Linked DNA regions of Homo sapiens: region 1 is linked to region 2. Evidence: chromatin contacts called from ENCODE Hi-C or POLR2A ChIA-PET data. All regions are on one chromosome and are shown on one strand. The core of a region is the stretch at or near the end of the contact, and the rest is flanking DNA. Distances in the headings are between cores, read along the strand shown. Region 1 holds the start of TMCO6 (transmembrane and coiled-coil domains 6). Region 2 holds the start of PFDN1 (prefoldin subunit 1).

What was found. A loop is a pair of places that touch in the nucleus more often than their neighbours do. ChIA-PET counts read pairs that join two places held with the same protein, here RNA polymerase II (POLR2A). Pooled maps may share reads with other maps.
Region 1: a loop to region 2 is called in a map of CD4-positive, alpha-beta T cell, with 4 times the contacts of the local background. The contact joins the promoter of TMCO6 here to the promoter of PFDN1 in region 2. A Hi-C loop is called at or near these places in 4 of 168 maps with a recorded cell type or tissue (CD4-positive, alpha-beta T cell, CD8-positive, alpha-beta T cell and naive thymus-derived CD4-positive, alpha-beta T cell), 3 of 37 single-sample maps with no recorded cell type and 13 of 50 pooled maps. POLR2A ChIA-PET finds 5 or more read pairs at or near these places in 5 of 52 experiments (H1, HEK293T, PC-9 and 2 more).

What each region holds. Positions count from the first base shown.
Region 1 is chr5:140,637,722-140,643,000 of GRCh38, reverse strand. TMCO6 (transmembrane and coiled-coil domains 6) reads right to left here and starts at 3,550. Exons shown (of 12, transcript NM_018502.5): 1 at 3,389-3,550; 2 at 3,150-3,262; 3 at 1,221-1,336; 4 at 948-1,131; 5 at 582-686; 6 at 330-415; 7 at 1-76. The coding sequence starts at 3,473. RefSeq lists a silencer at 3,489-3,738.
Region 2 is chr5:140,299,407-140,304,745 of GRCh38, reverse strand. PFDN1 (prefoldin subunit 1) reads left to right here and starts at 1,645. Exons shown (of 4, transcript NM_002622.5): 1 at 1,645-1,705; 2 at 4,164-4,330. The coding sequence starts at 1,673. RefSeq lists a silencer at 1,536-1,740 and enhancers at 1,629-1,908, 5,300-5,339.

The DNA.
Region 1 (5,279 bases), core at 2,301-4,800, 340 kb before region 2:
GACCCCAGGGTTGAGCTTTGGGCCAGGTTGCAACATTTGTAGCATGTGCTGAGGGAGAGTGGAGGCCAAGATGGAGCTGCTGGCAGAAGCAGGGCTGTAAGTAGGAACCACGAAGATGCCAGTGGTTCTTACCAAACCCTGATAGCAGGTGGGAGAGTGTCCAAACCCAAAGCCCTGCCCAGATGGGAAAGTGTCCAAACCCAAAGCCCTTCCTAGCCAGACACATGAATTTAAAATGTGCAACAGCTTTGGAAATCATTCAGGCATCCGGGAGCTATACTACTGAGTGGGTCACCTCTGGCTGCACATCTAAAGACAATTTTACTCACGGAATGATCTTCTCTGGAGCTTCCTCAGCCTGTAGAAGCTGGGACAAGGCATATCCGAGAGCTTCCAGCACAGCCACATGGGGGGACTGGAAGTAGACAGGGTAAGGATCTGACTGGAAGCTGGGTCATCAGGTCTTCAGAGACTTTCAGCCCCTTGGCACAGGGCAGAGGCTGGAGCTACCTAACCAAAGTAGATGGAGCATGTGGGGAGGAGCAAAGGAAGGGTTGCCCAGGGAGGAAGAAAGGAGTCACCTGGATGCAGGCAGCCAAGGCTGGAACAATGCCCTGTGGCAGGAGCTGCCTTCTCACAGCCTCACTCTCCACGATCAGGTTACCCAGTGTATACAGACACAGCTCCTGAGAACAGGCAACAAAAGCACTGGGCTTGGCCTGTTTCATGCCAGGCTGCGTGTGGGGAGATGGGGAGGGGAGGTGATGGGGACGCTGGAGCAGCTATCCTTGCGGCTCACAAGAGGGTGGGGAGATGATGGGTGTAGCCATGGCTGTAGGCATAAGGGCAAACATGTTTTCTTCCTCCTACCTGCCAGCTCAAACTGGTCCCAAAAGCACAATTTTAAAATCTAAACCAAGAACAAGATAGGAAGGGACAGGGCTTACTATGAAGTCTGAGCTGTGACTGGAGAGGTAGGTGAGGAGGTAAGAAGTGGCTGGCAGGCAGGCCTCAGCAACAGTGGACTGCTCGGAGTGAGAGAGCTCATGCAGGCACCGAGCCGCCTCAAGCTGCAGCAGGGCCTGGTTGCTGGTCAGGAGCCCGACCAGGGTCCGCATGCTGCCCTCCAGCCTATGTGAGTGAGTACCAGAGCCCTGCTTAGCTTGTGGTCCATCCCTCAGAGCCCCAACTCCTCCCTCCACCACACCATCCACACTGACCGGATGAAGGTTTGCTGTGTTTCAGGGTGCTGCAAGCCTCGACGAAGGCTGACCAGAGCCCCCTCTCTCTCCTTTTCCTCTGTCCCCCGCTGGGCTTGCCGCAGGAACTGCTGCACCTGGAGTTCAGGGCAGGGAAAGGAGAACACACGGTTCACAGAAAGCAAGTCCTAAGTCTCTCTCTGCCCACTTCACCTGTGAGCCTTCCAATATCACACCTTCAGAACTTGTCATTCACACTAATGCAACTAATAAGCATCTACCTTGCAGTGGAGTGGACAGAGAATCAGAACTGAGTTCTAATACCATACCTGCCACTTACTCCATATGGGACCTGAACCTAAGTTTCCTCACCTGAAAATGAGAATAACAATATCTATCCTGCCTTCATACAGGGTTCTTTCAAGGATATTTAAACCTCTCAGCCTGGCAAAACCTACTCCTCTAGCCATTCTCCCCATGCAACCTACACTCTAACAACAACCAGCCTAACATGAGCTTTTTCTTTTTCTTTTTTTTACATTTCCGAGCTTTTGCACATGCTATTTCTTCTGCCTGGATACCCTCTCCAGCTTCCCACTCTCTTCAGGTTTCTGCTCCTCATTTCCTCTGGGAAGTTAGCTCTTTTTGAGAGACTTAGGAGTTTCTCTTGTTCCTCATGTTTCCTTCCCTTGTGACATCTGTCTTCTTCACCGGGCTGTGAGCACCTCAAAGAAAAGGACTCTATCCTTTCATCTTTGTGTACCTCAGTGACCAGCACAGTGTCCTGGCATAAAGTAAGCATACAATGGAATAGTATGACCTAGGAATAAGTTGATAATATATATGTCAACATGGTATGTACGGTAAACTATGTACGTAAACATAATACAAATACAGGGGATACTCAATGCTTACTGAATAAATCCTTTCATTCACTCATTCAATAAACACTGAGTACTTAACTATATGCCAGATAATGTGCAGGCAACCGGGTTTTCAATGACAACACAGGATCTAGGTTTTCCTGCAATTAAAGTCTAGTTGGAGAAATAACAATAGACAAACCATTAGATAATGATTAATATTCTACAAGAAACAAGTAGGTGGCCGGGCACAGTGGCTCACGCCTGTAATCCCAGCACTTTGGGAGGCCAAGGCGGGTGGATCATGAGGCCAGGTGTTCCAGACCAGCCTGACAAACATGATGAAACCCCGCCTCTACTTAAAATACAAAAATTAGTGGTGGCGCGCGCCTGTAATCCCTGCTACTCGGGAGGCTGAGGCAGGAGAATCGCTTGAACCCGGGAGGCGGATGTTGCAGTGAGCCGAGATCATGCCACTGCACTCCAGCCTGGCGACAGAGCGAGAGTCTCAAAAAAAAAAAAAGAAAAGAAAAGAAAAAAAATAGGCTCTCAAGACAGAATACCAAAAGAAACGAACGTTAGACGTAGCGAATGCCAAGGGCTTGAGACACAAATCCGATATATCGTTGCAGGAACTAAAAAGAGGACGGTGGGTAGGATGAGAAAACTGATAAAATTTGAGTTAGGAAGAGGCTAGACCATGCTATGCTTTGCAAGGCACAGGAAAGATTTTGGTCTCCACGTGTTTTTAAAGGACGTAGTGACGGTGACAAGCATAGATGCAGGGTGACCTTTTAGGAGACTGCAGTAGTATCCAGAGAGGAGGTGGTGGTGGCAGCTTCGATGGTGAGGCATGTAAAGACTCCAAAGCTCTTCAGGAGGTAAACAACTAGGACTTGATGATGGATCGATATGGGGTTGTGGGTCAAAGAGTTGTGCAGGATGATTCCCCTGTTTCTGGCTTGACCCACTGGATGCGTGGAAGTGTAGAGTGGATTGCGTTCAGGTTTGGGGCAGACCTCGAGTACTCCCGGGAGTCTGGCGCCAGCGGGCGTGGACTCCAGCGCACCCTACCTTGCCCCCTCACCTCGGTTTCCCCGAGGATCGCAGCCACACATCCCTCTCCAGCTTCCTCTGGGGCGTCGTTTCTCAGCAGCCTCTTGCTGACCAGCTGCTGCTCCCTCCGCGCCTTCCGCAGTGCTGGGGGCAGAGGAGCCGGCTGAGCGTGGGAAGGACGACCACAACCCAGAACCCGCGGCTCCGAGCCTGGGGTCTCAACTTATCCCCGACCGCCATATACCCCCGCGCTCCCTCGGCCGCCCACACCTGCCTCCCGCTCCCGCCGGCGGCGCCGTAGCTCCTCCACCCCGCAGACCGTGGGCCTGAGGCGGCCCTGCCGTCGGCTCCACATGGTGGAGCAGGAGGAGGAAAGCCGAAGGAAACAGCAGCCACAACGCTCCCAGGGGCGTAGAAGATGGCACCGACTGCGCAGCCTCAGCACAGGGCGGGAACAGGCGGGGAGGGCGCGAGGAGCGGGGTGGGTGCTGGGTGAGGGCGGGGCTCGGCGAGTGGACGCCTCGCGGGGACGGTGGGCGGGGCGAGGGCTAGAGACGCTGCACCACTAGACCAGAGCCAGAGGCGTCGCTCTGCCTCTGATTGATTTCCTGTCTTACCAATTCTAGGAAAAAAAGTCTCTCATCCCTGACCTCGAGTGACCCAAGCCAGCAGTGTCACAATCTACTCAGCAAACACAACTTCCCCACCCACAATACGCTCTAGATGAAAGTTCAAAACAATCCCGAACTGCGGGAAGCGCCATGATGCCGTTTCACTATTAATGCGGATCCCACTGATGAGAGCTGCCAAAAACGCTTGAAGCGTCATTGAATTGTCAACGAAAAGAGTCCAACTCTGTAAAATATTTGAAGAGACTTATTCTGAGCCAAATATGAGTGACCATGGCCCTTGACACAGCCCTCAGGAGGTCCTGAGAACATGTGCCCAAGGTGGTCCGGTACAGCTTGGTTTTACATATTTTAGGGAGATATGAGACTTCAGTTCATTCAAGAAATACACTGGTTGGGCCGGGCCTGGTGGCTCATGCCTGTAATCCCAGCACTTTGGGAGGCCTGGGCGGGTGGATCAGCTGAGGTCAGGAATTTGAGACCAGCCTGGCCAACATGGTGAAACCCCATCTTTACTAAAAATACAAAAATTAGCCGGGAGTAGTGGTGGGTGCCTGTAATCCCAGCTACTCGGGAGCCTGAGGCAGGAGAATCGTTTGAACCCGGGAGGCGGAGATTGCAGTGGGCCGAGATCGCGCCCCATTGCCTGGGGTACAAGAGCGAAACTCCGTCTCAAAAAAAAAAAAAAGAAAGAAAGAAAGAAAGAAATCTGGGATATGATGAGGTTTCTCTTCAAATAATTAGATCAATCTTTTATTCTTTAATTCATAGTACTCCCCCCCACACACACTTTTGTTTTCCTTTTTCTCCTTTTTGCCTTCGTTAGATGCCGAGGCACGCCACAGTACAAGACGTTATCAGTACCAGACGTTATCAGTACCAGCTCACATTCCTTTCATTATTTGGAAAGAGGACTAACTTTCTAGTTCATTACAGGCACCCCTTCCCCTTTCCTCTCCACTTTCTTTTACGTGCCCACATTACCTAAAAAAATCAAATGTTTAGCCAACCGGGATTAGTTCAGATTGTATGACCCGACCCCGGCCAATGGGGAAAGGGTACAGGGGCAGGACTTGCGTCAGGAATAAAGGCTCTCGTGCCCCTTTGTTCAGGTGTGCTCTCATGGCGACTGGCCAAGCAGACACCCCTCTGAGCAGAAGTAAAATTGCTTTGCTAATAATCCTTTGTTCGAGTGTTCAATTTCCCTTAGGATTTTGAGCGTTATTCCTAAGAGAAAGAAAAGAAAGAAAGGAAGGAAGAAAGAAAGAAAGAAAGAAAGGGAGAAAAGAAAGAAAGAAAAGAAAAGAGGAAAGGAGGAAGGGAAGAGAGGGGAGGGGGAAAGAGAGAAAGACATTGGTTTGTGGGACAACAGAAAGGCGGGACAACTCGAAGTGGGGCGGTGGGGGGCTTCCAGCTTATAGGTAGATTTTAAATTTTTCTGGTTGACAATTGGTTGAGTTTCTCTAAAGACCTGAAATCAATAGAAAGGAATGTCTGGGTTAAGATAAAGGATTGTGGAGACCCAAGTTCTT
Region 2 (5,339 bases), core at 396-2,895:
TGGTCACTCTCAAACATGAGAAGACTGAAGCTCATTAAAAATAGGTGGCAGATGCTGGACGTGGTGGCTTGCCTGTAATCCCAGCCCTTTGGGAGGCCGAGGCAGGCGGATCACTTGAGGCTGGGAGTTGGAGACCAGCCTGGGCAACACGGTGAAACCCGTCTCTACCAAAACTACAAAAATTAGCCGGGCGTGGTGGCAGGCGCCTGTAATCCCAGCTACTCGGGAGGCTGAGGCAGGAGAATCACTTGATCCTGGGAGGCAGAGGTTGCAGTGAGCCGAGATCGTGCCACTGCATTCCAGCCTGGGTGACAGAGCGAGACCCTGGCTCAAAAAAAAAAAAAAAAAAAAAATGTGGCCGGGTGCGGTGGCTCAAGCCTTTAATATCAAAGCACTACAGCACTTTGGGCGACCAAGGCGAGCGGATTGTTTGAGCTCAGGAGTTTGAGACCAGCTTGGGCAACAAGGTGAAAACCCGTCTGTACAAAAATATAAAAATTAGCTGAGTGTGGGTGGCGCGCGCCTGTAGTCCCAGCGCTACTCACGAGGCTGAGGTGGGAGGATCGCTTGAGCGCGGGAGGTAGAGGCTGGAGTGAGTCGTGATTGCACCATTGCACTCGAGCCTGGGTGACAGAGCAAGATCCTGTCTCAAGAAACAAACAAACGTACAAAAAAAAAAAAAAACCCCACAAAATATCCAAGTGACTTGCTTAAAGTCACACAATTAGTAAATGGAACCAGACATAGGCTAAAGGCAGACCAAGCCTTGAATCTAGATTAGGCTGGTTCCAAATTCCCTGCCCTTTCATCTCCCTAACAGTTTGTTTTCTTTCTCTCTTTCTTTCTTTTTTTAAAAAATAAAATAAATTTCCTAATTATTTATGTAGCACTTTCTCTTAGCATAACAGTTTTTAGAGTAGGTTAACTTTTTTTTCCATTTCCAAAAGTCAATTATTATCTATTCTGGTTCAAATGCCAGGTCCTTTTATGGCAGAGATTCTCAAAAAAGTGATCCGCGGAGGAGTTGCACCATTAGGTCACTGGGGTAGTCTGCAAAAGTGCAAATTTCCAGACCCCATTCTCAAAGATTCTGAGTACGTTTGAGATGAGACCCAGAGAACCTGCATTTTTTTGTTTTTAAACAAACGTATTCAGCCTCTCTTGAGAACCACTGTGCCTAGAATGTCTTTGGGAAGCTTTTGGAAGTAATAAGTTCGTTTTGGAAAGAACACTCCAGACAAGCTTTCCAATAGTCTTTCCCAAACTGTCATGCCTGAGGTTCTGGACTTACTCTTACTCATTCCTGAGAGCACAGCGACTAGCTGAAGGACTGATCGACTGATGAGGGTTTGACCTCATCTACATACATCTCAATTTAGCAGCACATATTAAGCTAGCTGGCAAACTGCTTAAAGCCACATGGGAAATCTGCGCGTTGGGCTATGTCTGGAAGATACGGAGGAGCAAGCCAGACCTGACCGGTCAGGTAGTGAAGACACGGAATCCGAAACCCAAATATTTCAGGAGTCAATTCTCAGAGAAAGATAAGAAGCCCGGTTAGTCCAACTCATGCGCAGGCGCAGAAGAAAGACCGGCGCACAAAGTAAGACGCGCCCTTCCCCACCCTATTTCAGTCCAACTCCCACTGCGCAGGCGCTTACAGTGCACCAAGATGGCCGCCCCCGTGGATCTAGAGCTGAAGAAGGTAAAAGAGGGTCTTTGGCAGGCGGAGGTCTTCTTTTTGGAGGCTGAGGGGACTATAGACAAGAATATCAAGTGAGGCACGAGCCTTGCAGAAGGAAGGAGGGTCCAGTGGACTAGGGAATGGTTTCCCAGAGTCCTAAGGCCTCACTGGGTCTCCATAAACGGGGTGGGGGGCGAGCGGCTCTTGCTGGGTAGGAGCCGGTTGGTCTGGGTCGGGTAAGTCTGCGGGCCTGTCTCGGGCTTGTCCAGTCTTTCTGAGCTCCAGAGACATTTCGTTGCGTTTGGAGGCTTCAGGGACTCACTTTCATAGTAAGAACTAAAGAGAGCATTTCAAATGGGGGTCCCTTCGGACCCCTTGCCTGAGCTGTGGCATCCGTAATTCTGCCTCATTTGCTTTGAAAAACTCCAAGTCCAACCTTTGTTTTTAGGCCATTTATTCGGTTCTGTACCTTGAAAGTTGCAATATCTACAGTTCGGAAAACCAAGCATTGTAGCAGCAATGTTCATTTCAGGATTTTGCCCCCCCTCCACTTCTTTTGAAGGACTCGTCAAACAAAACAAAACAAAACCTCCTTCTTTTGAAGGAATTGTCAAAAACAAAACAAAACCAGTAAAGTTTTCCAAATAAAACCGGTATCGGAAGGAATTGGGTTTCCTGTTTTCCTCAGTTGCTTATAAATGTGTTGTTATTCAGATTTTTGCTATCTAAGAATGATCAGCATTCTAACACCACTAATGACCCCAAACCAGTATGCTTTGTGCGGTGGGGTGGATTGGAAAGGACCCTAGAATTTATCTATTTTAAATCTACTTTTCTGGAAAAGGAACCAGTGCCAGAAAAGTCTGTCAGAAGTTGGGACTAGAATCCAGTATTCTCTGCCTTATCTCACACTTTTTTGACCACTATTTTGAGTTCTTCAGATGAGCAACATCTTAGTTAAGACTGCCTGTGGTCAACTTGTGTAAAAGAAATAGGACAGCCGAAATAGCTGTTGCTTCTAACAAATGAAGCTTTTGTTAGTGTTGTGAGGATATTATGTGTTTGTGTCTTGCTTTTGTTCTTCTTGTCTTGAATCTTGTAAATTTAGCTCTTAGGTGGAGTCTCTAATCTTTAACAGTATACTAGCTCATCTTTAATGGTATACTAGCTTCCTTAGCAAGCTGTATAGAGCAGTCAGATGATACCTGGAATTTTACATTTCAAAACAAAATTGTGCATTCTAAAAATTTACCTTTTCTTCTGTTAAAAGTACCGATTTAAATCAGGGTTTAGTGAATGGATTTGCCTCCCGGTACTTTTGAATTTATTGCTACATTTGAAACTTGCGGGCGGTGAATGCAAACTAAGAAAATGATTACAAACTTAAAATGAATAATTTTGATAACCAATTAATTAAAAAACTTGTTTAAAGGTTTTATCTTCTAATGTTTTTACAGGGTCCTTTTTTTGGGTGGAGACAAATAGGAAATTTCAGGCCCCTCCCCTTCCCCAAAGTAAATCTTTCAAAACCTTACTAGTAGGTGAAAACAAGGTCACAATAAAAATTATGTAGTAGCCTTTGCTGTGCATTGCAGTCACAGATGTTATTAAGGCACAAATTTAACAGCATGTGAAAGTCATTCCAGGCACTTCAACAAAAGTATCCAAGAACTGTTTATCTTCCAGTTAAGTAAGTGTACGCAAGGGTCAAATTTGGCCTGGTATCTGTGGATGAAGATCATGATGCAATTCTTTTGCCAGTGCTTTGCATTTTTTCTCACTCTCTTTCTTGGTCTTCCTCTTAAAAATGTTCATATTATGAATATTACTATAGACAGTGGAATGGAAAGATTGCTGAACTAAGGGGTTAGAAGAAATGGATTTAAATAACACCTGCCTTCCCCCCAGTAGTTGTTCAACCTTGTGCAAGCCACTTTTATCTCTTAACTCATTTGGTTACTTAATTTGTAAATTGTGGATGATGAGACTGCCAATGCTAACTCATGGAATTACTGAGAGGCATAAATGAGATATTTATTATATTTCCTCATTAATATTCTTATATTAATATTCCCATGTTAATATTTCAAACTAATGTGAGAAAGTGCTTTGAAACCTAATTGTGCAATACAAATGTAGTGAGTTATTACTTTTATGGTTCTTGTTTTGAATCTCTGGATTTCATCCTTGACTATTGCATTTATTTCTTTTACTACTCCTTGAGTACTTGCTACTTAATATGGTTATTACTTAATATGCATTTGATTTGCTTCACACTGATTGTATCTTCTGATGATTGTAAATTCAGTATTTAGTATGGTGACTTGATTGTTTACAGTTATGTTGACTTTTATTGATGTTTGGTAAATTTCACAGCTTTGTCTCTGGCTAGCATATTTTGTTTTAATATATTTGGATTTGAGGTAAATGTTTCCTGTAAAATGTTTTACCTACTAAATCATGGACTTGTTTTTATTAGGCCTTCACAGAGCTTCAAGCCAAAGTTATTGACACTCAACAGAAGGTGAAGCTCGCAGACATACAGATTGAACAGCTAAACAGAACGAAAAAGCATGCACATCTTACAGATACAGAGATCATGACTTTGGTAGATGAGACTAACATGTATGAAGGTGTAGGAAGAATGTAAGTAAAATGTGTCCTTAATGGAGTTATTTTGGGAGTGCTTTTGTCCGAGTTAAATAGAATTTGTTCATCTTAAAACTTGGGTTAGGCCAGGAGTGGTGGCTCATGCCTGTAATCCTGGCACTTTGGGAGGTCGAGGCGAGTGGATCACTTGAGGGCAGCCTGTTGGCCAGTATGGTGGAACCCTGTATCTACCACAAATACAAAGATTAGCTGAGCATGGTGGCACTTGCCTGTAGTCTTGGCTACTTGGGAGGCTGAGGCAGGAGAGTCGCTTGAACCCCGGAGGTGGAGGTTGCAGTGAGCCGAAATCATGCCACTGCACTCCAGCCTGGGCAGCAGAGCTAGACTCTGTCTCAAAACAAAAGAAACTTTGGTTTAAAGTAAGTATCTTTTTCTTTTTGAGACGGAGTTTTCGCTATATCGCCCAGGCTGGAGTGCAATGGCCCGATCTTGGCTCACTGCAATCTCCGTCTCCTGGGTTCAAGCGATTCCCCTGCTTCAGCCTCCTGAGTGACTGGGATTACGGGCGCTTGCCACCACGCCCTGCTAATTTTTGTGTTTTTAGTAGAGACGGGGTTTTACCATATTTGCCAGGATGGTCTGGAACTCCTGACCTCCTGATCCGCCCACCTCAGCCTCCCAAAGTGCTGGATTACAGATATGAGTCACCACACCCGGCAGGTTAAAGTATCTTAGAAATAACTTTAAAGATTATCTAATTAAATGCTTTCTTTTTTTAAAATGAGGAGCTGAACTTCAGGTAGATTAATTAAAGTGTTTAAGTTTAGACTTTAAAGTACATTTTTTTTTTTTTTTTGAGACAGAGTCTCGCTCTGTTGCCAGGCTAGAGTGCAGTGGTGTGATTCTGGCTCACTGCAACCTCCGCCTCTTGGGTTCAAACAATTCTGCCTCAGCCTCCTGAGTAGCTGGGACTACAGGCGCATGCTACCATGCCCGGCTAATTTTTGTATTTTTAGTAGAAATGGGGTTTTACCGTGTTGGCCAG